Linked DNA regions of Homo sapiens: region 2 is linked to region 1. The links are chromatin loops, found by intact Hi-C in ENCODE. Cell type or tissue: HCT116. All regions are shown on one strand. Links, peaks and the distances in the headings refer to the core of each region. The heading gives the core; the rest is flanking DNA.

Region 1 (15,684 bases), core at 2,495-10,494:
TGCCCCAGCGGTGGGTTGGACAATCTTGTCCTAAGGGGAACTCTTTATAGAGCAGGGGTAGGCAGGGTGGGGCAGGGGCAGAGGGTGTCCCCGTCCAGCCCGGACTGGTTGAGACAGGGGGATCCCGTGTCTCTTGCCTGCCTGTGGCACCTCCTAGAAGGCAGCACCTTCCAGCTCAACTCCAGCGGCTGCAGGGAAGGGGCGGGCGGCGGGAACTAAATGGTCCCTGGGCTCCCGGGCCTCTAAAGGGCGCTCCGCAGGCGGCAGGCGGTGGCCCCGGGGCTGCGTCTCCCGCCCTCCTCCTGCGCCCCAACCCAGGCCTGGGACAGACACTTCTCTCTCGCGCTCTTCCCCGACTAAGTGCGGACTCCTGGCCTCCCCGCGGCGCCGCCCTCCCCTCCTCCCCCCTCCCCCCCTCTCGTCCTCCCTCCTCCCCTCCCCTCCTCCCCTCCTCCCCTCCCCGCGGGTCTCGCCCCAGCGGTGCAGTCTCCGCGCCCGCCGAGCGGTGGCGCCGTTGCCCTGGGAACCGGGGACTGCAGCCGCGGACTTCGGGGTCTCGGCTCCGGCCCCTGCAGGACCGCGGGCGCCGCCGGGGAAGCGAGGCCTTTGGGTCTGAGGGTCCGAGCGGCTCCCGGAGGTGCGGGCGGAGATAGGAGACCCCCCCCGAGCCTGGGGGGGGCGCAGGAAGGGGGCGCGCGGGGCGGGGGCGCGCAGGAAGGGGGCGCGCGGGGCGGGGGCGCGCGTTCTCCCTCCGGGCAGCCTCGTGGGCGGTAGATGCAGCCAACGCGTCCGTCAAAGCGGTTCAGGGGCGCTGGGAAGAGGCGGCGGTGACCCCGGGACGGCAGTGGGCCCGACCGAGCCTCAGTGGGGGTCCCGCGTGTACGCTGGCCTCGCCCTCCCGCCTCGCTTCTGGGCTTTTGCTCCAACTCTCAGCCGCCGTGGAGATCGCAGGGGGCGTAGGGCCAAGCCAGGGATTCCGCTGTGCCCCGGGCTCGGGAGAGGTGTCCCGGGAGTCTATGGCAGAATTTCCCCCTCATCCTGCGCTGGGAGAGGGGTCTCGCCCCGGATGGAACTCCGCGTTCCCACCTCCAGGTTCTCCCCTGACCTCCACTTCTGTACCCTGGACAGGCGGGTATTCTCCCCGGCCCTGGAGGCTCCTGTCCCCCAGCATTTGCGCGGCCAGGCCTGGCGCTGGGCTCCCCACCCCCAGCCCTCAAGGGCACGAGCTTGCAGAGAAATCTCTGGGTTTGGAGGCCTGAAGTCCCCCTTGGGGCCTGGGTTCCCTTTTGCCCTGTCTGCAGGGCGCTCTGCAGGTTTCTCGCGGCCGTGGGTGATCCGGGGGGTTGTGGCCCAGCCTGGGGTTGTGGTGAAAATGGGCTTTTCAGTAGGGGTTGGGGCAGTGCCTGGAATAACCCGCAGTGCTCACATCTGCCTGCGGGGACCTTCTGCAGTCTTTCTGGCCACCCTGGGGGCGAGGGCAGGACAGGGCTAGGTGTGTCCTCCCCAGCCTGGCCTCTGCCTACCTTGCAGGTGCAGTGAGCTCTCCTGCCTGAGAGAGAGCAGGTGTGCAGGGAGGCGTGGGGGCTGGCAGGTGTGGGGGCTGCGTGCTGCGGCTGTGTTGGGGGAGGGGGTGAGAGTGTGACTCACGGAGCCCCGCCCGCAGGAGAGGGTGGCCTTGACAGGGAAGAGAGTGTGGGGGTGTCTAGCCAGTGAAGACAGCAGAGCGGCAACAAGCTCCGAAAGCTGGAAGGTCGCTGTTGGCCTCGGGAGAGGAGGGCCAGCGCTGGGGACCGTGGGACACAGGAATCCCGCAGCGTGTTCTGCGGGTTAGAGCTGTGTGCAGAGACCCAAGCTTGTCGAGGGCAGTGAGCAGCTGTGGAGGAAATGTCGAGGCTCCCACGTCCCCACCAGTGTCCCCAGCTCCACGTTGAACCCCTCTCTATGATGAGGTGTCTTCCTGGATGGGTGCTGTGGGCATTGTGAAAGGAAAATAAGTCTGGGGTCCCCACATCACTAAGCTAAAGGGAAGAGTCAAGTTGGGAACTGCTTAGAGCAAACCTGCCTCCCTTTCTATTCAAAGTCTCCCCCTGCTCACTGAGATGAATGCAGATCTGATTGCCTCCTTTGGAGAGGCTCATCACAAGCTCAAAAGAACGCAGCCATCTGTCTCTTACCTACCTTTGACCTGGAAGCCCTTCCTCGAGTTGTCCCGCCTTTGCTTTGAATTGTCCCACGTTTCCAGACCAAACCAATGTTCATCTTACACATGCTGATTGATGTCCCATATCTCCCTAAAATATATAAAACCAAGCTGTGCTCTGACCACCTTGGGTACATGTCGGCAGGACCTCCTGAGGCTGTCACAGCTGCGCAGCCTCAACCTTGGCAAAATAAACTTTCTAAATTGAGACCTGTCTCAGAATTTTGGGGTTCACAGCATGCAGCCAGCAGACCTGGTGATGAAGGAGGCTAAGATCTGGCCACATGAATCTGAGGCTCATGTGTATCTGAGGCATGATGAGCCAGCAGGGTGGGGACAGGGTTTGTGCAAGAGAGCTGGGACCCTGAACTTGTGGGCTTGTGTGAGTGCCAGAGCTGGGGGCATGGTGAACCATGCATCCTGGGTATGTGGCAGTAGGGCAGTGACTTCCCTGGCCCTCTACGCCTCTGTAGGGCCTCAGCTATCTGGTAAGGGCTGTGTCTAAGACAGACCCCTGACCATGGTCCTGCCCAGCCTGTTCCCGTGGACCCTGCCAGCATCAGGATTTCTTGGCTGCCTAGTCAAGTGCCATACCTCTCAGAGGAGAGGACAGGGAGGGGCCTGGGGTCTACAGAAGGAGGCTTCAGCTAAAAAGAAGACTTGTGCCACAGAGAACGGCACGGCAAAGAAAGCCGGGGGCACCAAGCTCTGAGGACGCACATCTGCAGAAGCCCAGCAGCTGCACACCGGCTCCCTCCAGCCCTTTCCACAGCACACAGAGAGCCGGGGGTTCCCAGGCCTGGAAACAGGACAGAGTGTGGACCCCCTTTCCTCAGGCCAGGGTTTGCCTTGTCACGTCCATTGTGTAAAGCTGAGGATAAGGGTGAAGGGTAAGGGCTGAGTACTGTGGAGGCCCTGTCCATCAGCACTCTCAGCTTGAGGAAGGTGATGAGCAGGGCCCACCCCCCATTCACCCCTAAACCCCACTTGTCTACCTTGGACCTGGACGAGCAAAGCTGGCTCAGGCACAGGACTCCCTGGGTGTTTGAAGCTTTCCACCCTCAAGCAGGGGCTGTGAGCATTGCAGGCTTGCCAAGCACAGATGTGCACTGCACGGAGTGGGAAGGAGACAGTGTATAGAAATCTTCAGCCAGATTCTGTTCATCGCAATATAAAGATGGCCTTGTGCTCAGGACACATAAGTCACAGGGAAAGTTCAAAAGCTGAGAATGTAGGTGTCTACTTTGGAATTCTATTATCTTAGGTAATATCTAAAAGCAAGACAAATGCTTACAGCAGGCTAGCAGCATGAAAGAAAAGTGAAGCTTCTTAAGGAGAGTTGGGATGATGACATACTGTGGTCAATTTTTAATGCTCTTACAAAGGAAAAGAAGCACAGACAATAAATAGTGCCAAATGCAGTTAGTCACACACGTGTGTGGCTCCCACATGCACATGCACTCACCCCATCAGCTGACCTGCCCACCATCCTGGGAGTCTAGTCTGCAGCTGAAGGCTCATTTGCAAGAGGAAGAGGTTCTGGTGATGGTGACTCAGCTACTTACAGAAAAGTCTTGATCACACATTGAGACATTCATGACACGTTTCCATATTTCCAAATCCATTGTCATCAGGTACATAATTAATTGTAACATTGCTAACTCTGGAAGAAGAAGGAGTTTCCATAATTTATTCATAAGACGAAGTCACCTGTTTGAAGAGCCTTGAGATACTCCATTGAGGGGCTCTCTTTTAAGCATCACTTCTCCTTCCCAAATGTTGGAGGACAAAAGAACTTTCCTTTCCAAATTTGGAAACAGTAGAACTTAATCCTACCTGAATGTGTTCTCCCTTCCTGGGACCAGTGAAAGTACCCAGGTAGAAGCAATAAAGGTTTTCTGGGAAAAGTAGACCCCTTCTGATTCCTGATTCCTGAGAGATGGAAGGCGGGTGGGAATGTGGGTATCATGGGGTGGATAATCGGCTCTTCTGCAACCTTTTGGGACTCCTCCTTGGGCCAGGTTTGGCTCATACATCAGCCCTGTAAGGGGGCCAAGAGAGAATTCTGTGTTTGGCGTGCAGAGATAGAGATGAGGGTGTTTCATCGCCATTGTTCAGTGAATTGCCCAAGCATGGACTGCGTGGTTAGGAAAGATAGAGAAGCTTTGTATTCCTCTGTGACATTGACCAGTAATGTCATAAACCTGAGCTGGAAGAGTTTTCTTGATTTCATGCTTGAGGTACCAGGCACAGCATCTGGCCGCAGCACCAGAAGCACCAGCTCCTGCCCAAACAGGCTCAAGGCCTCATAGGTTGAAGTTGGAGGGCATTTCTGTTTTCATGAGCCAGCCATATGCTGGAGAAACTTAGGGTGGCTGATGGATTTCATTCATGGCGCTTCTCTTAAAGTGATCGCTTGAAAACGGATGGTGCTGTGTCCATGGGAGGCACCCCAGGCCTCCCAAGTGCTGTTGCAGAGCAACTCCCAGAGTCTCGGGCGAGGGGCGTGGCTGCCCTGTGACGGTGGCATCAATCCCCATGTTAAAGCATTAAAAAGGACTCGTACGTATTATCGCCACTAAAAAAACTTGTCACTAAAATTTACTTTATAGTAGTTTTATTCTTATGCTTTCATGTATGAACCGTTGTCAAATGTTGACCCTCTAGTTTTTAAATTTGATTTAATTTTATATTTCCAATGCATGAGGAAGATCACCCGGGCTCTCAACATATTTTTCCTAGTGTACTCCCGTGGCGTGATTGTAAATATTGGGAAGCTCTATGTCTGGGGAAGACAGCCCTGATCTGCAGTGTGCGCTGACTTCCGTGGTGTTAATACCCCCACCCTGGCTCATTTCAAGCTGCTGACATGACGTCTGTGAGCGAGGAGTGGAGATTAGGGGTGTGCGTGGGGTCGCTCAGGGGCAGAGGGGCTGTGCCACCCCCAGCTTCACGGGCAGAGAGCTGCTTAGACTCGGGTGACGTTCAAGCCCCACCCATAACTGCAGGCCCCGGGGACATGTCAACTTTTCTTTTGGTTACAGGGGAGCCTTGTTTTTCCAAAAAAGGACTGACCATAGGAAATCTGACAGCATCAGCACAAGTCAACATTATCCGGGGGTTGAGGGAACAAAGTAGTCGGCCCCACGGGGGTGAGTAAGGAACCATCACTGCCCTTTGCCACGCAGTGTAATTTTTATTAGCTCATTCACCATCACTGAAAAGTAATTTATTTTTTTAAAACAACATAGTAGATTGCAAAGAGTCTGGTGTTTTGGGGTGGTCAGACGCACCAGGATTAAAATTCGGGTTCTGCCATCTAATAGCTGCTTGACCTTGAGAATATGACACGAAATGCCCAGCCCGGAATGCCTGCCTTTCCTGGTGCTGCGAAGGTCATTAATGCGAGCGCCTAGCCCGGGCCTGATGTGCATCCACACTCGGGGAGCCAGCTTGCATCTGCATCTGCCTTCTTCCCCAGGGCCTTGGACAGCTTGCAGAACTCACTCAGAGCACCTAAGAAGGATGTAAATCCCTCCCTTGCCGCCAGGTGCCTGGTGGAGGGGAGTGATGGGTATAGAGGTGTCGGGGAGAGCGCGGGGTGTGGTGCTGAGTGGTCTCTCAGTGGGCTAAGAGCTCAGGGCTGCCCGAGGTGCAGGGACCCCCGGGGCAGGAGGAGTCATAGCCGCTGTGTGTGTGATGTATGCAGTGGGTCTTGAGGTGGGGGTGGCATCCGCCAAACGGGGAGGGAGGGCTACGCTATGATAAAGAGTTCGAGGTTTATTTTTCAGATAAATGTTTGGGATTTGGGGCATATCTTATAAATGTTCACACAGAAACCAACGTGGTTCTCTTTTTTTAAACATTCAAGTATGCGAGAACAAGAAGTTTAGGTGTGAATTCCTCAAATTCTGAGCAAAACATACTGAGATGAGGAAATGGTATTTCACTTTTCTGAGAGGTGTTTTTCATCACTCAGTCACTGTGACATACCGTGGCTTGAGGCGAGCAGCAGGCGGCAGCCCCTGCAAACTTTAAAGGCCGGGGAGGGACACACAAGGCTGGTGAGGGACACGGAAGGCCGGGGAGGGACATGGAGGGCTGGGAAGGGACATGGAAGGTGGTGAGGAGCACGGAAGGCGGTAAGGAGCATGAAGGGCCGGGGAGGAGCATGCAGGCCGATTTGTCCTGTCTTCTGCCACTCCTCGGCCTCCCGTCCTAATCCATCTCCCCACCTGTCCTGACACTTCCGTGCCACCCTCTGGTGACATGCAGGGAAGCCCGTGTGAGTTTCTTGGTCTCAAGCTCGGGTATTCCCAGCAGCTCTTCCTTTTCGCACGCTTGTTTGGCGCCCTCTCACCTTCGGGCGGCCGTCTCATGTCTCTTAGCCTGTGTCCTAAACGTCATCCAACTGTAATCAGAGCAGCTGGAGTGAGTCCAGGCCTCGCCACTGGGAGAACCGAGCAAGACGTTATCTCACCCAGACCTCAGCTTCCTCATCCACAAAAGACAAAGTAAAGTTTCTAACATACAAGGAGTTTGTGGACATCAAAGTTAAAAAATGAATTATGAATTTAACAGAAATATCCCCTTTTATGAAATACTTTTGAACTCTCTAGAGAAATAAAGTCCTTTTTCAATCCCACTCTCACTATATATATATATATATATATGTTTGTTTTTTGAGACAGGGACTTGTTCTGTGGCCTGGGCTGGAGTGCAGTGGTGCAATCACAGCTCACTGCAGCCTCCATCTCCCGGGCTCAAGCAATCCTCCTGCCTCAGCCTCCCAAGTAACTAGTACTACAGGCACATGCCACCATGCCTGACTGGTTTTTTTTTTTTTATTTTTTTTGTAGAGACAGGGTCTCACTAAGGCTCGTCTCGCCCAGGCTGGTCTTGAACTCCTGGGCTCAAGTGATCCTCCCATTTCAGCCTCCCAAATTCTAGGATTACAGATGTGAGCCCCTGTGCCCCGCCCTGTCTCCACTCTCTCTCTCTCTTTTTTTTTTTTTTTTTTTTTTGAGATGGAGTCTCCCTCTGTTGCCCAGGCTGGAGTGCAGTGGCACGATCTCAGCTCACTGCAACCTCTGCCTCCCAGGTTCATGCGATCCTCCTGCCTCAGCACCCCCTAGTAGCTGGGATTACAGGCGTGTGCCAGCATGCTTGGCTAATTTTTGTATTTTTAGTAGAGATGGGGTTTCACCATGTTGGCCAGGCTGGTCTCGAGCTCCTGACCTCAGGTGATCCACCTGCCTTGACCTCCCAAAATGCTGGGATTACAGGCATGAGCCACCGTGCCCAGCCACCTCCACTCTCTTTGTATTCTGAGTAACCTAGAAACACACAGCTTTGTACAACTAAGACTTCCTAAATACAGGCCCTTAAGGAATCCAGAAATTGCAAGTATTAAACATGGATTATAAAATAAAAAATTAAGAATAGTCTTAAAAATATCTGCAGGAATCAGGAAAATTTTTTAAAAATAGATAATTTGCAAAATAATTAAGTAGAATTTCCAGAAATAAAATGTTAAAAAATAGCAAAAAACCTCAATAGATGGGTGTAACAGAAAATTAACACAACAGAGAAGAGAATTGGCAAATTGTAAAATCAGCTAAAAATATTCCCCAAACAGAAATATTTTAAAAGGACACTATAGAAGAAGAGGTAACTTTCCCAGGAGGATTTAGGAAATAACAGATTTGTCTAATGAAAGAAGGGCTAAGAGAAAACGAGGCAGATAAAACATGTGAAGAAATGATGTGCAGAAATTTTTAGAGACACCAATACAGACATTTAAGAATCCCAATTATCGCAAGAAACATTTAGACAAGAGGAAATCCATCCTTAGACACATCAAAATGAAGCTTTAAAACAACAAAGTCTGAGAAAATCCTAAATAGGAATCAGCAAAAATAAAGATTAATCGTGTTCAGTTTGCTTTGAATCCTTGAACATATTCATAAGAGCTTTTTAAAAGTGCTTCCCTGCTAATTCCACCACCTTTGCTATTTCTGTTGACAAAGAAATGTTGCTAAGGTGGGACAAGGAACAACTATCAGAGGTGGCACAGGGCTGGGACAAATTCAAGTTCTGACCAGGCAGGGTAGAAATACTTTGTTGAATGCCTAGGACTTTTAGTAAAGATCCCAGAAAAGGCATACCTTAGTATCAGGGCCAAACCAGATCTAGGGTGAAGGCTAATCTATCTCCAACTCTATAAAGCCTAAATCAACCTTCAAAGAAAGCACCTGGACCACGAGGAAATTCACTTCCTTCTGGGGGAAATGTCCTCAACGTGTACTAAAGGAAGGCAGTGAGATGCAGCCACTCAGCAGCGTAATAGTCACAATGCACATCACCCGATAAAAATTATTAGGCATGCAAAAGATCAGGGAAACTTGACCCAGTCCATGGAGAAAAAGATCCAGAAATGACAAAGATGATTAAAATAGCAGATAAGAAATTGAAAATAGCAGTTAGAAATAGGTCCAAGAGGCTGGGCGCGGTGCCTCATGCCTGTAATCCCAACACTTTGGGAGGCCGAGGTGGGCAATCACCTGAGGTTGGGAGTTCGAGACCAGCCTGACCAACATGGAGAAACCCTGTCTCTACTAAAAATACAAAATTACCCAGGCATGGTGGTGCATGCCTATAATCCCGGCTATTCAGGAGGCTGAGGCAGGAGGATCACTTAAACCTGGGAGGCAGAGGTTGTGGTGAGCCGAGATTGTGCCATTGCACTCCAGCCTGGACAACAAGAGCGAAACTCTGTCTCAAAAATAAAATAGAAGTAGATCCAAGAACTTAAGGAAAATTGCACATAATGAACAGGAAAAAAACTATATGAAGAAATAGTATTACAGAGATGAAAAACAAAATACTATTTCTTTACAATAAGTATAAATAATACTAATATAAATATAAAGAAATAATATTACAGAGGTGAAAAACAAATACAGATGCCACTTCATTGTAAGTTGAAAATATTGTAAATAAAAAATGCAGTAAATACACCTAACCACCAAATATAATAGCTTAGCCTAGCCTACCTTAAATGTGTTCAGAGCACTTACATTAGCCTAAAATCATCTAGCACAAAGCCTAGTTTATAATAAAGTCTTGAATATCTCATGTAATTTATTGAATACTGTACTAAAAGCCAAAAAAGAGAAGGGTTGCTTAAGCACTCAAAGTCCGGTTTCTACTGATTATATACCATTTTTACACCATCGTAATGTTCAAAAATCAAGTTAAACCACCATGAGTTAGAGACCTTCTATATGAAATAAAAAGTTACCTAATGGGCTTAAGAGCAGACTAGAAACTGCAGAAGAAACATGAACTTGAAGACTGATCAATAGAAATCATCCAAACAGAAGGAACAAAACTTTTTTAAAAGGCTGAAAAAAGATCAGATTTTCTTTGGCTTGTGGGCTAATATCAAGAGGCCTAACGTGTGTAGTGAGAATACAAGAAAAAGGGAGAGAGCAGAAAATATTTGAAGAAATAATGCCTGAAATTTCTCTGGATTTGGAGAAGATATATACCCATGGATAAAGAAACTCAAAGAACAAAGAAAATCACACCAAGGCCCATTTTAATCAAATTACTGACAATGAATTATAAAAATAATAATCTTAGAGGTAGTCCAGGGTAGGCAAACATATTACATACAGAATAACAAAGACAGAAATAATGACTGACTTCCCATCAAAAACAATGTAAGACAGAAGACAATGGAATTCCAACCTGAAATGCTGATTTAAAAAAATGTTTTTAATTGATGCATGATATTAATACCTGTTTATGGGGCATGTGCTATTTTGATGCATGCATAGAATATGTAATGATCAAGTCAGGGTTCAGAATATCCATCACGTCAAACATTTATCATTTCTTTGAATTGGGAACATTTTAAATCTTCTCTTCTAGCTATTTTGAAAAATGCAACATATTGTGTTAACTATAGTCACCCCACTGTGCTATCAGACACTAGAACTTATTTCTTCTGACTGTGTGTTTTTGTGCTCATTAACCTCCCACTCTTCATTCACCCTGCCAATCTTTCCCAGCCTTGGTGACTATCATTCCGCTGTCAATCTCCATGAGAGCCACTGTTTCAGCTCCCACATATGGGTGAGAACATGTAATATTCCTTTCTGTCTGGCTTATTTCACTAAACACAGTGACCTCCAGTTCTATCCATGTTGCCATGAATGGCAGGATTTCATTTTTTATGGTGGAATAGTATTCCATTGTGTGTATATACCACCTTTTCTTTATCCATTCATCTGCTAATAGATACTTGGTGTAATTCCATATCTTTGCTATTGTGAATAGTGTTGCTGCTGCAGTAAACATAGGGGTGCAGATATCCCTTTCATATACTGATTTTCTTTCCTTTGGATAAATACCCAGTAGTAGGGTGGCTGCACTAATTTACATTCTTATCAACAGTGTGTGAGTTCCCTTTTCTCAACATCCTCACCAGCATTTGCTATCTTTTGTCTTTTTTTTTTTTCTTTTTTGAGACAGGGTCTCACTCTGTTGCCCAGGCTGAAATGCAGTGGCATGATCTTGGCTCACTGCAACCTCCACCTCCCGGATTCAAGCGATTCTCTTGCTTCAGCCTCCTGAGTAGCTGGGATTACAGGAGTGTGTCACCAAGCCCAGCTAATTTTTGTATTTTTAGTAAAGACAGTGTTTCACCATGTTGGTCAGGCTGGTCTCAAACTACTGACCTCATGTGATCTGCTCACCTCAGCCTCCCAAAGTGCTGGGATTACAGGCATGAGCCACCATGCGCAGTCATCTTTTGTCTTTTTGATAATAACCATTCTAACGGGGATACAATGATATCTCATGGTGGTTTTGGTGTGCATTTCCCTGATGATTAGTGATGTTGAGAATTTTTTCACATACCCATTGGCCATTTGTGTGTTTTCCTTTGAGAAATGTCTATTCAGATACTTTGTCCACTTTTAAACAAAATTATTATTTTTGCTGTTGAGTTGTTTGAGCTCCTTGTATATTCTGGATATTAATCCATTGTTGCGTGAATAGTTGGCAAATATTTTCTTCCATTCAGCAGGTTGTCTCTTCACTTTGTTGATAGTTTCCTTCGCTGGGAGCAAGCTTTTTTAGTTGAAAATAGTCCTATTTGTCTGTTTTGGCTTTGTTGCCTGTGCTTTTGAGGTTTTAGCCACACAATCTTTGCCTAGACCAATGTTCCAGAGCATTTCCTCTATGTTTTCTTCTAGTAGTTTTATAGTTTCAGGTCCAACACTTAAGTCTGTAACCCATTTTGAGTTGAGTTTTGTATATGGTGAGATATATGGTTCTAATTTCATTCTTTTGCTTACATATATCCAGTTTTCCCAGCACCATTTATTGAAGAGAGCGTTCTTTCCCCAATATATGTTCTTGGCACCTTTGTCAAAAATCATTGGGTGAAAATATGTGGATTTATTTCTGGGGTCTCTGTTCTGTTCCATTATGAAGTATTCTTGACTAGTATTCTACAGTATTCTTGACTAGTAGTTTTTTTTTCTTTTAACACTTCTGTATTATGTTTCATTTAGCTATTTGTCTGTTTTTATACCAATACCATACTGTTTTGGTTACTTTAGCTTTATAGTATATTTTGAAGTCAGATTGTGTGATACCTCCAGCTTCCTTCTTTTTGCTCAGGATTGCTTTAGCTATTTGGGATCTTTTTGGTTCCATATGAATTTTATAATTGTTTCTTCTATTTCTATAAGAATGTCATTGGTATTTTGATAAGGATTGCATTGAATCTGTAGATTGCTTTGGGTATTCTGCTTGTTTTAACAATATTATTTTTCTGATCCATAAGCATGAGATGTCTTTCCATTTGTTTGTATCCTCTTTAATTTCTTTCATCAGTGTTTTGCAGTTTTCCTTAGAGATGTCTTTCACCTTCTTCATTAAATTTGATTACTTTATTGGTTTCTCTTTTGGCTGGCTTGTTATTGTTTATAGAAATGATATTGATTTTTTTCTATGGATTTTGTATTCTGAAATTTTAATTCATTTATCAATTTTGAGAGTTTTTTTGCTGGAGTCTTTAGGTTTTTCTAAATATAAGATAATATCTTGTGCAAAAAGAGATAATTTGACTCCCTCTTTTCCAATTTAGATGCCTTTTATTTCTTTCCCTTGCCTGATTGCTGTAGCTAGGAATTCCAGTAGTATGTTGAATAGGAGGGGTGACAAGTGGGCATCCTTGTTTGTTTTAGTTCTTGGAGGAAAGGCTTTCAGCTTTTCCCCATTCAGCATGATGTTAGCTCTTGGCTTGTCATTTATGGCCTTTATTATGTTGATGTCTTCTATGCCTAATTTGTTGAGAGTTGTTATCATGAAAGGATGTTAAATTTTGTCAAATACTTTTCTGCATCTATTGATCATGTGATTTTTGTCCTTTATTCTGTTGATGTGATATTCACCATGTTTATTGATTTGTATGTGTTGAGCCATCCTTGCATTTCTGGGACAAAACCCAATTGATTACAGTGTATTATCTTTTGATGCATTTTTGGATTCAGTTTGCCTGAGTTTTGTTGAAAATTTTTGCATCTATGTTTATCAGGGATATTGGCCTGTAGCTTTGTTTTCTGTTGTGTCTTTGTCTGGTGTGGTATGGGGCTAATGCTGGCCGCATAGAATAAGTTAGAAAGAATTTCTTCCTCTGCAATTTTTTGGAATAGTTTGAGAAGATTTGTGTTTGTTTTTTAAATTTAAGTTTGGTAAAGTTCGGCAGTAAAGCCATCCTGTCCCAGGCTTTTCTTTGTTGGGAGACTTTTTAGTACTAATTCAATCTTGTTACTCATTATTGGTCTGTTCAGGTATTCTGTTTCTTATTGGTTCAATCTTTGTATGTTGTATGTCATCGATTTCTTCTAGGTTTCCCATTGATTAAAATATAATTGTTCCTAGTAGCCTCTGATGGTCTTTTTTATTTCTGTGGTATTAATTTTAATGTCTCCTTTTTGTTTCAGATTTTGTTTATTTGGGTCTTCTTTCTTTTTTCTTGGTTAATCTGGCTAGCAGTTAATTAATTTTGTTTATCTTCTTTAAAAAACTCTTTTCATTGATTTTTGTTTTTTTTAGTCTGTATTTTGTTTAGGTCTGTGCTGATCTTTGTTATTCTTTTTTATCTATGATTAAGTAATTTTGGATTTGGTTTGTTATTGCTTTTTTAGTTCTTTGAGGTTTATCATTGGGTTGTCTATTTGAAATCTTTCTGCTTTTGTGATGTAAGTGTTTATTGTTGTAAACTTACCTTTAGCACTGATTTTGCTGTGTCACATAGGTTTTGGTGTGCTGTGTTTCCATTTACATTTGTTTTAAGAAATTCTTTGATTTCTTTCTTAATTTCTTCATTGACCCAATAGGCATTCAGAAACATATTGTTTAATATCCACATATTTGTACTGTTTCCAAAGTCCTTCTTGTTATTGATTTCCAGTTTTATTATGTTGCAGTCTAAGAAGATACTTGATATAATTTTGATTTTTAAAAATTTGTTGAGACTTGTTTTGTGGCCTAACTTATGGTCTATACTGGAGAATGGCCCATGTGCTGATAAGAAGAATGTGTATTCTCTAGCCATTGAATGAAACATTCTGTAAATGTTGCTTAGGTCCATTTCATCTAATATGCAGTTTTAATCCAACATTTCTTTGTTGATTTTCTGTCTCAATGATCTGTCTAATGCCAGGAGTGGAGTGTCGAAGTCCTCAAATATTATTGTATTATAGTCTATCTCTCCCTCTAAATACAACGTTTGCTTTATGTATCTGGGTGTTCCCGTGTTGGGTGCATATATATTTAGAATTGTTATATCCTCTGGCTGAATTGAACCCTTTTAAATTATGTCATGACCTTCTTTGTCTTCTTTGACTGTTTTTGACTTAAAGTGTTTTATTAGGTCATTGTTGCATTACTATAAAGAAAGAAATACCTGAGACAGGGTAATTCATAAAGAAAAGAGGTTTAATTGGTTCATGATTCTGCAGACTATACAGGAAGCCTGGTGCTGGCATCTGCTTGGCTTCTAGAGGAGACCTCAGGATGCTTACAATCATGGTGGGAGATGACAGGGAGCAGGCACATCACATGGCTAGACCAGGAGCAAGAGAGAGACAGCCGGGGGTCAGGGAGGTGCCACACACTTCTAAATGATTGTATCTCATGTGAACTCAGAGCAAGAACTCACTTATCACCAAGGAGATGGCCCAAGCCATTTATGAGGAATCTGCCTTCATGATCCAGACATCTCCCACCAGGCCTTAACTCCAACATTGGGGATTACATTTCAACATAAGATTTGGGTGGGGAAAAAAATCCAAAGTATATCAAGTCTGTTTTATCCGATAAGTATAGCCTGGTGGCAGCAGGCCAGTCATGTCTGTCTTTCAGCCCCTGGATGATACAGGTGAACACTAGTGTTAGTGGGTCCAGGTGGGCTGATTCTTGGACCTCCAGGCAGTTTGCTTGGGTGCCAGTGGCTAGTGTCCTGGGACTTTTTTCAGGCCTCTTGATGGTCTGGACACATGTGCATGGTGATAGACAGGGTGAGTGGACCCAGGGTGTCACTGGGGATCTGGAGATGTGAAGAGGCAGGGGCTGCTGGGCCCCAGGTCAAAATGCAGCCTGGTGGCAGCTGGGCTCTCAAAACAGTGCTGTGCTGCAGCTGCTTGGGTCCCTGGGAGTATGTGGGACCCTGCATGAACTTCCTCTCAGGAACAGTGGTGTCACATGGACTCCAGGCAGCTCTCTGTACTAGACTCAGTGCCCATGAGGCTGAGGGGCTCTCCTGTGACTCGGATTGCAGGGTCTGTGGTCGGGATGTGGAGCGTGGGAAATCTCACACGGACACTTTCCAGGCTCCTTGCCAGTCCCAGCCAGGGAAGTGACTTGCTACCCTCTCCTTCCGTGCCTCAGATTTCCCCTGCCGTGTCCCTCCTGGTCTCTAGTGTCCCTCCTAGATGCTCCACTTGACACGTGGCTATCTGCTCTCTGCTTTGGTCCTTCTTTGTGGATGGGGTGAGTGTCAGCGGCCTCTAGTGTTCCTTTGGAGCCATCTTGAAGATCCCTCCCAAAGTAATGATTTTTTTTTTCACAAAGTCAATTCAGAATTCTATATCTAGTTAAAATTTCCTTATAGAAATAAGGCAAAATAAAGTGAATTCCAGCTGATACCAGCTTTTACTACCAGCAGAACTGGTAATTCAAAAATCATTAAGGCGGGGCGCGGTGGCTCACGCCTGTAATCCCAGCACTTTGGGAGGCCGAGGCGGGCGGATCACGAGGTCAGGAGATCGAGACCATCCCGGCTAAAACGGTGAAACCCCGTCTCTACTAAAAATACAAAAAAAATTAGCCGGGCGTAGTGGCGGGCGCCTGTAGTCCCAGCTACTTGGGAGGCTGAGGCAGGAGAATGGCGTGAACCCGGG
Region 2 (15,684 bases), core at 3,591-11,590, 480 kb after region 1:
AGGATTCAACATGAGCAGCTCATTTCCTTGGGAAGCCACTGGGTGACAGAGAACCAGGTGACAGTCTTCTGAGGCCACAGGTGCTGATCCCACCAATGCACCCCACCTCCCTCTCCCTCAACAGACACATTCCAGCGAGAGTGCACCTGCCCAGGATCATGTATGAGCAATCATGACTCGGCTGTTGTGTGGCACAGAGGAGGGTTTTAACCTCACGCCCACACGTGTTGGATTTCTCCAAATCTCTCCATGCTGCCCGGCTGGGGTTCTCCTCCATCCCACGCCAGGACACCTCACCTGGTCAGCAGCCCTGTTCCACCCACAGGCTCTGAATCTCTTCTCCTTTTTGAGTGGAGCAGGTTATGGAGTCCTAGCATGCATGTGCACAGCCAGGTGTTCAGAAAAAGCCCAACCCTGGAAGGAGATGGAGTAACAGACCCGGGAGGACAAAGAGAAGTGCAAGCCCAGCAAAAGGAGGCAAACCCAGAGTCCCTCCGCAAAACCACCTCTCGGAGAAGGCTCCCTCTGTGAGGCTGGAGAAAATCCCTTTGCAAAACCACCTATGGTAGGAGGCTCCCTACATGAGGCTGGAGTATGCCCGTGGCTTCCTCAGCCCTGCACCACCACGTGGTTTGAGAATGCCGGGCTGAGAAGCTCTGGCACCACAGGTTGTCCAGCCACAGCAGTTGCAAGCTGTCTCATAGGTTGATGCCCCAACCTGGACTTCAGCCTCTAGAAGAAGATGTTTATAGATTTATAAACTCAACTGTTAGTCCATCTGGTGGCTATAACAGAATATGTAGGCCAAGTAGCTGATAAATAATGGAAATTTATTGCCCACAGCTCTGGAGGATGAGAAGCCCAAGATGAAATCATCCAGCAGACTTGCAGTCTGGTGAGGTCCCACTTTCTGGTTCATAGTGGAAGGAGCCAGGGATGCCTCTGGGGCCTCTGGTTTAAGGGCACTAATCCCATTCAGGAGGGCTGCACCCTGACGACCTAATCACTTCCAGATCCTCCACCTCCTCACCGTCACGACCTAATCACTTCCAGATCCTCCACCTCCTCACCATCACGACCTAATCACTTCCAGATCCTCCACCTTGTCACCAAAACGACCTAATCAATTCCAGATCCTCCACCTCCTCACCATCACGACCTAATCACTTCCAGATCCTCCACCTCCTCACCATCACGACCTAATCACGTCCAGAGCCTCCACCTCCTCACCATCATGACCTAATCATTTCCAGATCCTCCACCTCCTCACCATCACGACCTAATCACTTCCAGATCCTCCACCTCCTCACCATCACGACCTAATCACTTCCAGATCCTCCACCTCCTCACCATCACGACCTAATCACTTCCAGATCCTCCACCTCCTCACCATCACGACCTAATCACTTCCCGGATCCTCCACCTCCTCACCATCACGACCTAATCACTTCCCGGATCCTCCACCTCCTCACCGTCACGACCTAATCACTTCCCGGATCCTCCACCTACTCACCATCACGACCTAATCACTTCCAGATCCTCCACCTCCTCACCATCACGACCTAATCACTTCCAGATCCTCCACCTCCTCACCATCACGACCTAATCACTTCCAGATCCTCCACCTCCTCACCATCACGACCTAATCACTTCCCAGATCCTCCACCTCCTCACCATCACGACCTAATCACTTCCCAGGTCCTCCACCTCCTCACCATCACGACCTAAGCACTTCCCGGATCCTCCACCTACTCACGATCACGACCTAATCACTTCCCAGATCCTCCACCTCCTGACCATCACGACCTAATCACTTCCAGATCCTCCACCTCGTCACCATCACGACATAATCACTTCCAGATCCTCCACCTCCTCACCATCACGACATAATCACTTCCAGATCCTCCACCTCCTCACCATCACGACCTAATCACTTCCAGATCCTCCACCTCCTCACCATCACGACCTAATCACTTCCAGATCCTCCACCTCCTCACCATCACGACCTAATCACTTCCAGATCCTCCACCTCCTCACCATCACGACCTAATCACTTCCAGATCCTCAACCTCCTCACCATCACGACCTAATCACTTCCAGATCCTCCACCTCCTCACCATCACCACCTAATCACTTCCAGATCCTCCACCTCCTCACCATCACGACCTAATCACTTCCCAGAGCCTCCACCTCCTCACCATCACGACCTAATCACTTCCAGATCCTCCACCTCCTCACCGTCACGACCTAATCACTTCCCAGAGCCTCCACCTCCTCACCATCACGACCTAATCACTTCCAGATCCTCCACCTCCTCACCATCACGACCTAATCACTTCCAGATCCTCTACTTCCTCACCATCATGAGCTAATCACTTCCAGATCCTCCATCTCCTCACCATCACTACCTAATCACTTCCCAGAGCCTCCACCTCCTCACCATCACGACCTAATCACTTCCCAGATCCTCCACCTCCTCACCATCACGACCTAATCACTTCCCAGATCCTCCACCTCCTCGCCATCACGACCTAATCACTTCCAGATCCTCCACCTCCTCACCATCACGACCTAATCACTTCCCAGATCCTCCACCTCCTCACCATCACGACCTAATCACTTCCAGATCCTCCACCTCCTCACCATCACCACCTAATCACTTCCAGATCCTCCACCTCCTCACCATCAGGACCTGATCACTTCCAGATCCTCCACCTCCTCACCATCATGACCTAATCACTTCCCAGAGCCTCCACCTCCTCACCATCATGTTGGGGATTCGGATTTCAACACATGGATTTGGGGAGGGGTGAACACATGCAGCCCATTGCATTAACACATCCCAGAGTAAACTTGTTGTCTTTTCCACAAACCTCTTCTCTTTCTGGTGCTGAGTTTTCTTGGTGAGAGGATGAGAGGAACTACCCCTGCAGAGCATGTGCGTGCCCCAAGTCAGCTGGAGTTGGCCTTGACTGTGTCTCCTATTCCACACGCCATGTCCGCAGAACCACATCCTTCTATGTCTCTTCCCTGATGAGGCTCAGCCCACTCCCGCTGAACCATCCCTCCAAACGCCACCTTCTCAACTCTCACCTGGGTCCCCACATCACCACTGCACCTGTTTCTCAGCCCCAGTGCCACCAAGGCTCAGCTCCTAGAATCTTCTCAATGACTTTTTTTTTTTTTTTTGAGATGGACTCTTGCTCTGTCACCCAGAATGGAGTGCAATCTAGGCTCCCTGCTACCTCTGCCTCCCAGGTTCCAGTGATTTTCCTGTCTTAGCCTCCCAAGTAGCTGGGATTACAGACTAATTTTTGTATTTTTAGTAGAGACAGGGTTTCACCATGTTGGCCTAGCTGGTCTCGAACTCCTGACCTCGGCCCGCCTTGGCCTACCAAAGTGCTGGGATTACAGGTTTGAGCCACCGCGCCTGGCCTCATTGCTGTGGCTCTGAGCCCCACCTCCTGAACTACAGGAGACTTTAATTCTCCCATTCATTTCCTCCCCAGGATTTACACGACCCTCAGGTTTGCAGGAACAGCCCACACCTGGGGCAGTCCCAGTTGCTTGGCTGAAAAGCCTGGCCTCCCCTGAAGAGCCCATCACCCCCTCCTCTTCCTCCTGCTGTCACCCTCTGCTCTGTGCCACTTCCTGCTGGGTGCCCAGGATATCCAGGGCATTCCACTGCACTTCTGTGCAGGGGTGCCGCAGGGTTTAGTGGGCTAATCCCATTGTGAAGGGCAGTTTGGCATCCCCAACCCTGGCCATTCCCAGTTATCCTGAGGTCAGACAACCTGCGTATTTGCAAACATCCCAGGTCTGCCACACTGCTCACACCATGAGTTCACCCTCAGCATGTTGGTGCCCCCTTCCACGTCACAACCTCAGGGTAGGGCCTTGGAGGCGCCCCCAACTGGTCCTTGACCGGCAGCAGAGGCTGTTGCTGTCTCCCAATACCCATTCTCACCAAGAGGGACTGGGCCGTGTTCCCAAGCTCGAGCCACCAGCCCCAGCTTTCCAGCTGCAGGTGAGAGACTGTGGCCAGGTTCTGGCAGACGGGCCGTGGTTTCAGCCTGAGTGTCCTCACTGTGTCCCTTCTGCTGGTGACAGGAGGGAGAACACAGATGCGATTGTGTGCTGAGGGTGTCGCCACCCTGGCAGAAGGGCTTGGGGGTTTTGACCTGCCCTGCTGGCCCCCGCCCTGGCCTACCTGCGCCAGGTTTTGGGCGAGGGAAAGCCGCCCTCCCTTATTGGACCCTGCTTGTTCAGGTTTTCCCACAGCAGCTGGGCTCTGTGGACACCTGGCCCACCTTTCACCCCAGTTTGCTCCAAGCCTATACCCAGGCTTTTCCTTTGTCTTGCCCCAAGCAGGATTCACAGCAGATGACTAACAGGGGGTACACAGAGGATGGGGGTACACACAACAGTTGCCCCAAGTCTCATGACCCGAACCCTCCAGGGAAGTGTGTCCTCTCCCTCTCCTTGGTGGCAGCACAAGGACATGTGCTCCAGGTCGTGGGATGTGGACATGTACGAAGGCCACAGATGGGGTTTCTCTAGAGGGCCAGTTGACCAGCACTCCCTGCCCCTGCCCCATCTGTGGTCCACGAGTGGCCAGAGACCATCTAGTGTGCAAATGTGACACCAGGAGCATCTTCAGCACATCCTTCTGGCCTTCCTGGTCTGGGCCTGGCCCTCAGCAGCTGCACTTCTGCCCCCCTGCACCCTGCAGAGACATCAGATCGGACAATAATCTGTTTGGCAATTATACCTACAACTGTGTTACTTGCTGTTTCAAGACTGAACAGACATCATCTTTAAGCATTTTTTAAAGTCTGATTTTTTTGTGACGCTCTCAGGAAGAAAGACTCCACTGCTGCTGTGGCATTGTGAGGTGGTCATTGTCCCTCCTCCCGATACAGGTGGGAGATGGATGTGACACAGCCCCTCATCGGGCCGCTCTGCTGCAGTGAAGCTGTGCCTCCGTTTGCCGGGTGGCCTCTGCGTGGCTGACTCATTGGCTTCTTTCAGGATGAGTCACTCGGGCACTACCCAGCCACCGAGTGAGCAGCTGGAAGCCCGGGGTTAAGTGTTATTGACTTCAGAGCAGCAGCAGCGTGATCGGGTTTCAAGCTAGTTCCCATTGAATTAATTTTTGTGGATCGGTGTTTGAAGTTTGGGTGGGAATAATTGGCCTGGGAGAGACTCCTTGCATCCTTGCCGGGTAATGAAGCTGGAGGCAGGCGTGCGCCCCCTCTCAAGAGACAGGCTTGGTGTTGAAGTCTTTTTTGGTTACTAGACCACCTGGAGTCTCCAACTGTAGCCAGCGGGAGACAGGTCCGCGGATGGGCAGGTGGACACGGCGTTTCTGGGTCCCAGCTATGCATGTGAGGCTCAGGGCTCCTGCTGACCTCTGCCCTGCCTGGGAGACACCTGCCTCCTTGGACTCCCAGTGAGTCCAGAGCCTCTGGGTTTGTGCTGGGAGCTTGAGGGCAGAGGCTGTGGCCAGAACTGCGTGAAATTCCTCTCCTCACACACCATGGACCTCCTTGACCTGCAAGCACCCAGTGTCCTCTGGAGAATGCACCACAGAGAAGCCAGTTCATTGTGGCTTCTTGTTTTTGTTTTTCTTAATTTTCATTCTTTGCTGCTTTTAGGGTCAGCATTGGTTTTTACTGATGTTCGACAATGTCAGGGACAGGTTCTCTCTCCTTCCTCATGTAAAATGAGGGTTTCTTTATTAGGGACTTGGGGACTACCTCCCAGGAGCCAGCCTTTCCCTGGCCTTGGGGGTACCAGACTCCCTGGCCACTCGGGAAATAGCCCATGGCAGAGTCAGGGTCCATATGACAGGTGATGTTTCTGCAACGGTAACACAGCCCACCTCGCGAGGCTGATGGGAGAATCAGAGGAGCTCACGTACAGGAGAGTCCTCTGTCACCTGGAGGGCTGTGTGGGTCCTCATCATTGCCTTTGTCATTGAAGCCCTCACCACTACCCCTGTGGGGGAGATGTGCATTTGCAGGAGAACCTTGCAGAGCATCAGATGCATGGAGTGTATCAGGATCTCAGGAGACGCCAAAGAAACACGGACACGGTGTCCGATGGCCCATCTGTGCCCCCTTCTCCACTATTTGCAAAGATTAAATGACAGGCAACCATCTTTGAAACATGCATTGAATGGGCTGTTTAGGAGTTGAACATTTTCTAATTGAAAAGACTCATCTCTCTACGGAAGAGGTGTATTACTCTGTTCACGCTGCTGATACATACATACCTGAGACTGGGTAATTTATAAGGAAAAAGAGGTTTAATGAACTCACAGTTCTACATGACTGGGGAGGCCTCACAATCATGGCAGAAGGTGAAAGTCGCTTCTTATGTAGCGGGGGCAAGAGAGAGAATGAGAGCCAAGCGAAAGAGGTTTCCCCTGATAAAACCATCAGATCTCGTGAGACTTATTCACTGGCATAACAGTATGGGGAACAACACCCCCATGATTCAATTATCTCCCACTAGGTCCCTCCCACAACGCATGGGAATTGTGGGAGCTACAACTCCAGATGAGATTTGGGTGGGGACACAGCCAAACCAGATCAAGGGTCTTGCTGGCTCGGATGCGACTCTGCTCTGTCTGTTCCCTGAGTTTTAAATCAGCCGTCCTGTGGTTTGTGCACAGCTGAGGGTCTTCATGCAGCAGCCCAGGCTGCCTCCTGGGCAGGGTCAGGGTCAGGGCAGTGGGAGGGGGATCTGAGCACTGGAGATGCCTGCGTAACCCATGCAGGCCATGGGAAGTGCCCCGCATGGCGCCTTGTTGGGCACCTGAAGGCCCAAGCCAGAAACTCCCGCTGGACTCGGGGGCCTGCCGGTCAATGCTTGAAGAAAGGGGCTTTGGGAAGCCCACTGCCACCCAGGCCCCTTGTGCCCACAAATCCTGATTGTTCTGGTAACTGCTCCCTGGAACTTCAGTCCACAGGAAATATCTACCTTGTATGTCTATTTTATTGCTTTCAAGATCCAATTTTAAAGCCAGTGCCATACTAACCTTCTGCGTTTTGATTTCCTTGTCTGTTGCCTCACCTGGCCAGGAAGGGAGACTCCAACTGAAGACGCCTGCCCTGGCCCCCGGTTCTGGGCCCAGACCCCTACCAGGTACCGGAAGAGCAGAAACCCAGGGTTCTGCTGCCCGAGGGGGACTAGCGACATCTAGTGGTAACATCACCCAACTACAGCCACTTGTTTCCTGGGTTCCAGAACCTCAGGGTCACTCAACAATTTACCCGGTGCCACATATGTTTATTACAGCACTATTCACAATAGCAAAGACATGGAATCAACCCAAATGTCCATCAATGATAGACTGGATAAAGAAACTGTGGTACATATACACCATGAAATACTATACAGCCATAAAAAGGAGTGAGATCATGTCCTTTGCAGGGACATGGATGGAGCTGGAAGCCATCATCCTCAGCAAACTAACACGGGAACAGAAAACCAAACACCACATGTTCTCACTCACAAATGGGAACTGAACAATGAGAACACATGCACACAGGGAGGGTAACAACACACACAGGGCCCTGTTGGGGAGCTGGGGAAAGGGAGAGCATCAGTATAAATAGCTAATGCATGCCAGGGTTCATACCTAGGTGATGGATTGACAGGTGCAGCAAACCACCATGGCACACGTTTACCGGTGTAACAAACCTGCAAATGTATCCCAGAACTTAAAATAAAGTAATAATAATAATAATTCAACAGGTGCTGTGCTGGGGCTTTGAGCCTGGGCAGATATTGGTCCTCACAATCTTATTTTTACCCTTCCCTTATAAGCTAGAGATTTACAAATGTTTCAGAAAGAAGCTTTGAGATTGTTCAGTCCAACCCCTTATCATGCCTGACTCCAGGCTATGGAGTCCACACTGGGTGCCTCCCAGTCTCCGTGGACTCCTTCAGTGGCAGCAGACTCACCTGAAGATCTCGTCCCCATCTCACAGAGTGGTGTCGAGGCTGGGGAGGGTCTTGGACCATTTACACTCTCATTGCACAGATGGAAGATGGACCATTTACACTCTCATTGCACAGATGGAAGATGGACCATTTACACTCTCATTGCACAGATGGAAGATGGACCATTTACACTCTCACTGCACAGATGGAAGATGGACCATTTACATTCTCACTGCACAGATGGAAGATGGACCATTTACACTCTCACTGCACAGATGGAAGATGGACCATTTGCACTCTCACTGCACAGATGGAAGATGGACCATTTACACTCTCACTGCACAGATGGAAGATGGACCATTTGCACTCTCACTGCACAGATGGAAGACTGAAGAGTCAATGGGAGTGGAGATTTGGTCATACTCAGTGGATTTGTGGCTAAGCCAGGCTGAACCTGAGTTCTCCTTGATATTAGCCTATAGTTCTTTCCTCCAGCAATATATAGTAAAATATTAGAACCTTCCTTTTCTTCTTCCTTTCGTCTCTCCCTCCATCTCTCCCTCTTTTTTCTCTCTCCCTTCACCCCTCCCTCCCTTCTTTTCTCCCTCCATCCCTTTCTTCTTCCTTCTCTCCCTTCCTCTCTTCTTACCTCTTCTCCTTCCCTCCCTCTCTTCTTCTGTCTCTCCTTCCCTTTCTCCTTACATCTTTCTTCCCTTTTTCAACAACTACCTCCTGACTTCCCATTTTACGAACCCCTACAGACACTGCATAGAGTGAATGTGAACCATCGCAGGGACCTGGGACCTGGCATTCCTGTGGGGAACCAGTCAATGCAGAAACAATCAGAGGGTTCCTCCCCCACTGCCCCATCCACCAAAAAAAAAAAAAAAAAAAAAAAAAAGGCAGGAGGCCATGAGGAAGGTGATGGCATCATCACATTCATGGTTAAAAGGGGCAGAACTCAACATGAACTGGTTTGAACAAACAAAGAGAATGGCTGGTGGCCTGGGGAGCCCAGGATGGTGGGCTTGGGCACCCAGACTCTGACATTAGGGCCATTTTTGTCTGTCTTGTGGCTCGGCCTCTGTCTCCCAGTTGGCACTTTCTTTCCCACTCAGGATGCTGCTTGTGAGCAGTGAGGGAGGACTGGGCACCACCCTGGTGGGCACAGCCACAGACACAGCAGGTGGGCCATGCCTCCAGGTACACCAGAGGAAAGTGAACTCACCTCTCCTAAACCTGCATATCAGATCCCGGGGAAATCAGTAGGGCTGGCGGGCCTTCTAGGTCCACCTGGAACCTCGACTGTGGCAGGCCTTCAAGATGCATCCAGGCCACTGCCAGCACTGCAGCCAGGGGGTATGCGCAGCCCTGCCAGGAACCATGGGGGCATGAGGAGGGAAAGCCGTCTGCTGGCAGAGAGGATGCTGGACAGATGCAAAGACCAGTCCCATCTTGGGGCTTCAGAAAGAACTTCTAACCAAAGGCAGTCGGATCCAAGACCTGAATAAAGTTGTCTCAGTCAAGAGAAAAGGGTGCAAGGTGGAAAACAGTGATCCAGCGATGGGAATGGCACACATCAGAGCTAGGAGAATAGTGGGCCAGCGATGGGAACGGCACACATCAGAGCTAGGAGAATAGTGGGCCAGCGATGGGAGCGGCACACATCACAGCGAGGAGAATAGTGATCCAGCGACTGGAACGGCACACATCACAGTGAGGAGAATAGTAGTCCAACAACAGGAACAGCACACACCACAGCGAGGAGGGCCGAGGGCACATTCCGACCACGTGCAGGAGGCCGGTGGGCCGGGAACTCACCCAGAGCTGTATGTGGGGAGGTGGGAGAGACAGGCTGGATGGGGCAACAGGAGCTTGACTGCGGCCTTTCTAGTCTGTATTACCCATTTGGGACTTTATTCACAGGGTGACTTGGGGTGTGGACAGGCTTTAAGCACAAGCAGGATCTGTTTTTACTTTGATCTGGTGAAGATCATTGTGGTCACCACGTGAGTGGAGGGACCCCGGCAGTAGGTAGGAGAGTTAAGAGGCTGTTGTGACAATCAGAATAGAAATGACGGTCATGGCACCAAGGTGTTGGCTGGAATTCAAGTCAAATAATACGGTCGTGATTACTTTGAACCCATTTCAGGGCCAGAGAACTCAGGATGCAGATGGCTCAGGCCTTCCAGAGGTATTTCATCTCTTTTGGCCTCAATTTCCTTGTATGAATTGAGAGCATTAGAATTGATAATTTCAAATATTCTTTTTTTCTAAAATTTTTAAATTTCATACTCTATATTCAACAATAAGAAAAGGCCCTTGCTCTTCTATCCAGAAAGCAGGTGTTAATAGAAATGAATGTGTGATTCTGTTCTTTCTTGTTGGTCAGGCCTCTTCTGGCCTTTCTGGAGAAGATACTAAAATAACATTTCAACATTAGTTGCACATCAATTCCTTTGTATTAAAATATCCATAATATAATCAATGTCCAAATTATTTAACTCTACACATCTCAAAGCAACTCTTCATGCAGAAACATCCAAACAAGTTTAATCCCTCATCTCTGGACCTCCTCACACAGGGGGTTGATGATGCCCTCAGACCCTGCTCCCGCGTCAAGACCCCAATTACTCCGTAGCCGAAGCCATTTGCCCAGAGCCAGGTGGTTCCTGCGGTTAGAGTCAATATTTGCCCAGCACTGGAGTATGCAATCGTGACCTGCACCCACTGTTTAAGAGGCAAATGGCAAGCAATGAATTTTGAATGGGTGAGGAGGGAGAGAGCCTGATCTGCATTTACTTACGAGCTTTGGAAGTGCAAGATGTATACTCTGAGTTCTAACTTCTTAGATTAAATGTTGGCTTTTTAAATCAAAAGTAAGCAAATCCTATGTAATATGCCTGCCATATATTTATTACAACGTTCTTCAGAAGCAATTTCCATACTGATATGCTGTTGCCGGGATTATTATTAAAGAGGTAAGAAAAATGGAGAGCCGGAGATCAAGATTAGATTTTTTCAGAGATGGAATGACAAAATGAATGGGGCATTAGGAGAACATTACCAAAGCAATAGAGTTTAAACCATTAAACAGATAGATGTCAATTGAAAGATGCCGGATAGTTTGTTTTTTAATGCTCCTGTCCTCAAAATCATAAGGCTGGGGTTTTACAGGCTGTAGTTTTAAAACATCTGTATGGGGCGCTTTTTGTGTGCTGTAGGGAAATGAATCAGTTTGGAAGCAATGCAAATTTTAAGAATTATTGTTTATTCTTACTTTGCAATTTGAAAAAAAACCACAGCAAAATTATGAGATAAGGTAATAAACAGAAATGAACCTTCCACCTTAAATGAGCACATTGAAACATTTGCATCTAACTTTTCCACTTATTTGTGGAAGTGAACCGTGACAGGTAGACGGAATCCTCCGCAGTCCTCCCCGGAGTTGCCGCGATCCACCACTGAACGCAGGGCCTGCGGAGTCCACACTCCCCTGCTTTCGTCAGGCGCACGCTAGAGGTGGGGCTACGTGTTTGCCCTGCATAGGTATGATTCACTTAGTCATCTGCATACTCGAACACGGATAGTATGTTCTGGACTTGGCTTTTTCTGGAACTCTGTGAAGCATAGAGAACGCAGGAAAGAACCCAAATGAACGCAGCCCTCCCCGCGCTGGGGAACATGAGTTTCCTGGGGAACCATGTAACAGGTGTAACACAAACCGGGTGGCTTAAAACAACAGACATTTTTTGTCTCACAGTTCTGGGAGTCAGAAGTTCAAAATCAGGGTGTCGCAGGGGCGCACTCCCTCCAGCGGCTCCAGGGCAGGATCGTCCCTGCCCCGGATGGCTTCTGTGACTCCGGGGGTCCCTCAGCTGTGGCCGCATCGCTCTGATCTCTACCTCACCTTCACGTGGCCTCCTCCTCTGGGTGGAACTGACCCAAACTTCCTCTACCTTTCCCCTTTATGGAGACACATAATTGTGCTTGGGGTTCATCTGGGGAAACCAGAATAAGCTCCGTTCTGGAGCTTATTTCCATCTCTTGCCACGTAAGGAGATACGTGTATTCACTCTTTTGCTATGTAAGAACCCTTCCTGCCATGCTTTCGGCCTGCAGAGCCTCCTCACTGGAGCGTGGCTGTGCCTCTCCCGCGGGAGCATTCTCAAGGACGTGCTGAACCAGGTGTCCTCCCTGGGGTAGTGAGCCTGGCTCGCATAACATATTTATTCCACATTCCCATCTCACCCAGCCCCTGGCTAGCTTCCTCCATGGTACACAGGGGAGGTCTTGAATCTCAACATTTGTCACAGGTGTTTGAGCCAGAGTGACTCCATCTTGAATAGGGGCTGGGTAAAATGACGCTGAAGCCTGCAGGGCCGCATTCCCAGGAAGTTAGGCACTCTTAGTCACACGATGAGCTAGGAGGTTGGCACAAGATACAGGTCACAAAGACCTTGCTGATAAGACAGCATGTGGTAAAGAAGCCGGTTAAAGACCATCAAAACCAAGATGGCGGGGACAGTGATCTCTGGTCATCCTCACTGCTCATTATACGCTAGTTAGAATGCATCAGCTGCTAAAAGACACTCCCACCAGCACCACCACAGTTGACGAATGCCATGGCAACGTCAGGAAGTTACCCTATATGGTCTAAAAAGGGGAGGAACCTCAGTTCTGGGAACTGCCCACCCCTTTTCTGGAAAACTCATGAATAATCCAGCCCTCGTTTAGCATATAATCAAGAAACAACTGTAAGTATAATCAGATGAGCAGCCCACATTGCTGCTCTGCCTATGGAGTAGCCATTCTTTTATTCCTTTACTTCCTTAATAAACTTGCTTTCACTGTACTCTATGGATTTACCCCGAATTCTTTCTTGCACAAGGTCCAAGAACCTTCTCTTTGGGTCTGGATTGGGACTTGTTTCTGGTAAAACATTCACTGTAGATGGCCTTTGGGTACAAGTTATGGTTAACCAGCTAAGCACACTGCCAGAGACACACAGGAATGGCACCATGAGTTCAGAATTCTGCTTGGAGCCCTTATATCCATTCACCTGCCCTTTCTTGTGTGATATTCTTCCTACCCAGGTAGAACAATCCCAAGGCCCCCTTCCAGGCATCTTATATAGGTCTCTGTCAGTATAAGCTGGGGAAGCCCTGTGAGCCCTTGGTGCATGCAATGTGTGCTGTGGGCCACACTTAGTGCTCTCTCCCTCCTGCCTGCAGCTCCGAATCCTGTTCCCATCAACTGCGAGTGCCCTGGGCCTGTTCGTGCGTGCATCTGGTTACAGATGCAGGAAGGATGGGAGGAGCCGGGCATGGGTCTGGAGGAGCACCAGCCTCCCCTGCAAGTCGGGATCGCAGGAGAGGTCATGGCGGAGGAGGGGTGGTTAATTTGGGGTGTGAACCTGACTGGGCTAGGCCATGCCCGAGGGCTGGTGAAGCATTGTTTCTGGGTGTGTCTGCAAGGGACTTTTTGGAAGATACCAGCATCTGAACCAGTGCACTGAGTACAGAAGATCTGCCATCAGCAGTGAGGGTGGCATCAACCAATCTGCTGAGGGCCTGAAAAGAACAAAAGAGACCAGCGCCCTCTGCCCTTGACACTGGAGCTCCTGGCTACTGGGACTTTGGACTCTGTGACCTGTGCTGACAGCCTCCCGGGGTGCTCGGGCCTTTGGTCTCAGGCTGGGAGTTTACACCGTCAGCTTCTCTGGTTTTGGGACTTCAGACTCAACCTGAATTACACCACCGAGTGGCGATTCCTGGTTCCTCAGCCTGGACAGCATATCAGGGAGCTTCGCGGCCTCCATAACATTTCCATAAGAGATCATCTTATATATAGCTATGCATTCTCTGTTGGTTCTGTTTCTCTTGAGAGCTCTAATGCCGGGTTATTGCAGCAAGGGGAGATGAACCCTGCAGATGGGAAGAAGGGATCCAGCTACTGTCAGAGGGGTTTGGGCAGAGTTTGAGGGACTGAGAATCACAGCCCCATTGGATCCTGCCTACACGTTCCCATGCCAAGTCTTCGGGTTTGGATTCTTGAGTTATGAGTCAGACATTTATTTCAGTTTCATACCTGGAGCTGGAACGGGATGTGTAAAGCCATGGTCTCATTTTGTTCCTCCAGGTTCTCTAGCTCATGTGGAAGCATCCAGGCCTCCCCACAGTTCTTATATTCCATGCCATCAAAATGCTCTTCGACAGAGCATGGTGGACACACAGCAGAGTACAGAGGTGGCCCTGGGCACTGTGGGTCAGGGCAGCTACCAGGAACACAATCTGGATGCACCTGGAGAACAACGGGGAGCAGCATCATCTGAATTGTGATTTTTTAAAAAAATCAGCTCCCTAAGTATTGCTGCTGAGTGGCAAGACGTTTTTCTTGATAAGTCTGTGACAACCAATTTAAAAAATGACCATAGGAAGAGTTTGCTATCAGGTTCTTGAAAACTAGCTCACTCCCAAATTTACCTTTTTCTTTTGTGTTTTCCTCCATTTTACTTCCAGCATCTCATGGCAACTCAGCCCCACAAAGGTTCTGACATTAACAAAATGCTTGCAAATATCCTGCCTTTCTCCAGAAAGGAATCCCATGACTCTTGCAATAAATGGTGAAGGTAACGTGAAGGGTACTTTCCAGATAAAAACTACTCCCCCGCAGAGTGTTTCACCGAGGGAGTCTATCTGATTACTCTCCACCCGGTTCTGTGTGAACTTTTCTAGTACACAGCCCTTGTTTTTCTTGGCTGTGAGCAGCAGGGCTTAGACAGCTGACGTTGCCATCCTTCTAATTATTCCAAGGGTGCTGTAGCTTGGAGCAGTGGGCGTGGGCGACCCCTGAACTCCACGAGAACCTTGAAAGGTGACTCTCAGATCTTAAAGTGAGCTTTTCGATGAATAAAACCCCAATCAATCCTCAATGGGATTGCACATGACAGGCGTGTGCTGCTGGGAATGCAACTTCCCTCTGGAAGCCCTGGTTGGTGCTGGGTAGGGGGCTTCCTCTCCTCCACAGGCTCTGAGTCCATCACTCCGTCCGTTTGAGCTTGGTCAATAAAGTTATCATGTAATTATCATCAACTGGTCTTTAATTATTAATTGTCACCTCTGGGGCTGTCTGAGGACCGAGCGTTGTATTTCATCTGAAAGTGGAACCCAGGCTTGACAGATAGGAGGGAGCATGGAAGAAATAATCAGTGCCACCATGAATAATTGAGCTTTAATAATTTTTGCTGCATTTAGAAATCATTTCCCACACTTGTTACATGACCAAGTGCCTGGAGCTGAAAAGTTGATCAGATTCATCTCGTGCTTGGTGAAACTCTAAAGCCTGAATGAACTCAAGGTGCAGATTTTCTGGAAGGAAGCTCATGGTGAGAAGTGTCTGGGGACCCCATCCTGCCATGGTATTGTCGGATGCAGGGCACCTACAGTGAAGAAACTCTTCTGACGTTAACACGGAGAGCAAGCTGGAGACAGAACTGCTTCTTTTTGAATGACTTTTTTATTATTTATTTTGACTATAAAGACTATTTATTGTAAACAAATTGAAACAGTACAAAAAGATGTCCTAAGAAGAGTAACGACTCCCTTCTGTCCTGTTGTGGCTGCCTACAGAAACAGAATGGAACATACCCAGAACCCCGCTTGGAGGTTGGACGGATCACGCCACACAGCTAGGAGGGCATGGGGGGGTTTATGACCCACATGAAGAGCC

The links. Hi-C counts contacts between places; a loop is a spot of excess contacts. Peaks named below come from ENCODE experiments on the same cell type or tissue, not always from the same donor. Only the 100,000 strongest peaks of a DNase experiment are listed, where the experiment ranks them.
Region 2: it touches region 1 in a loop (2.5-fold over the local background); 1 of 110 quality-filtered maps calls a loop at or near these places.

What each region holds. Positions count from the first base shown.
Region 1 is chr5:1,666,888-1,682,571 of GRCh38, forward strand. No RefSeq gene overlaps it. Among named protein-coding and RNA genes, the nearest start is that of MIR4277, 34 kb to the right of the region's middle. In HCT116, for the core only: no CTCF peak of the experiment used is centred there; a DNase peak (open chromatin) is centred at 6,614.
Region 2 is chr5:2,144,290-2,159,973 of GRCh38, forward strand. No RefSeq gene overlaps it. Among named protein-coding and RNA genes, the nearest start is that of CTD-2194D22.4, 260 kb to the left of the region's middle. RefSeq lists enhancers at 1-145, 790-1,291, 1,292-1,791, 2,486-2,985, 9,068-9,237 and 1 more and a cis regulatory region at 9,153. In HCT116, for the core only: a CTCF peak has its summit at 7,207 (motif pointing left); DNase peaks (open chromatin) are centred at 5,062 and 7,162; H3K4me3 peaks cover 797 bases; H3K27me3 peaks cover 1,507 bases.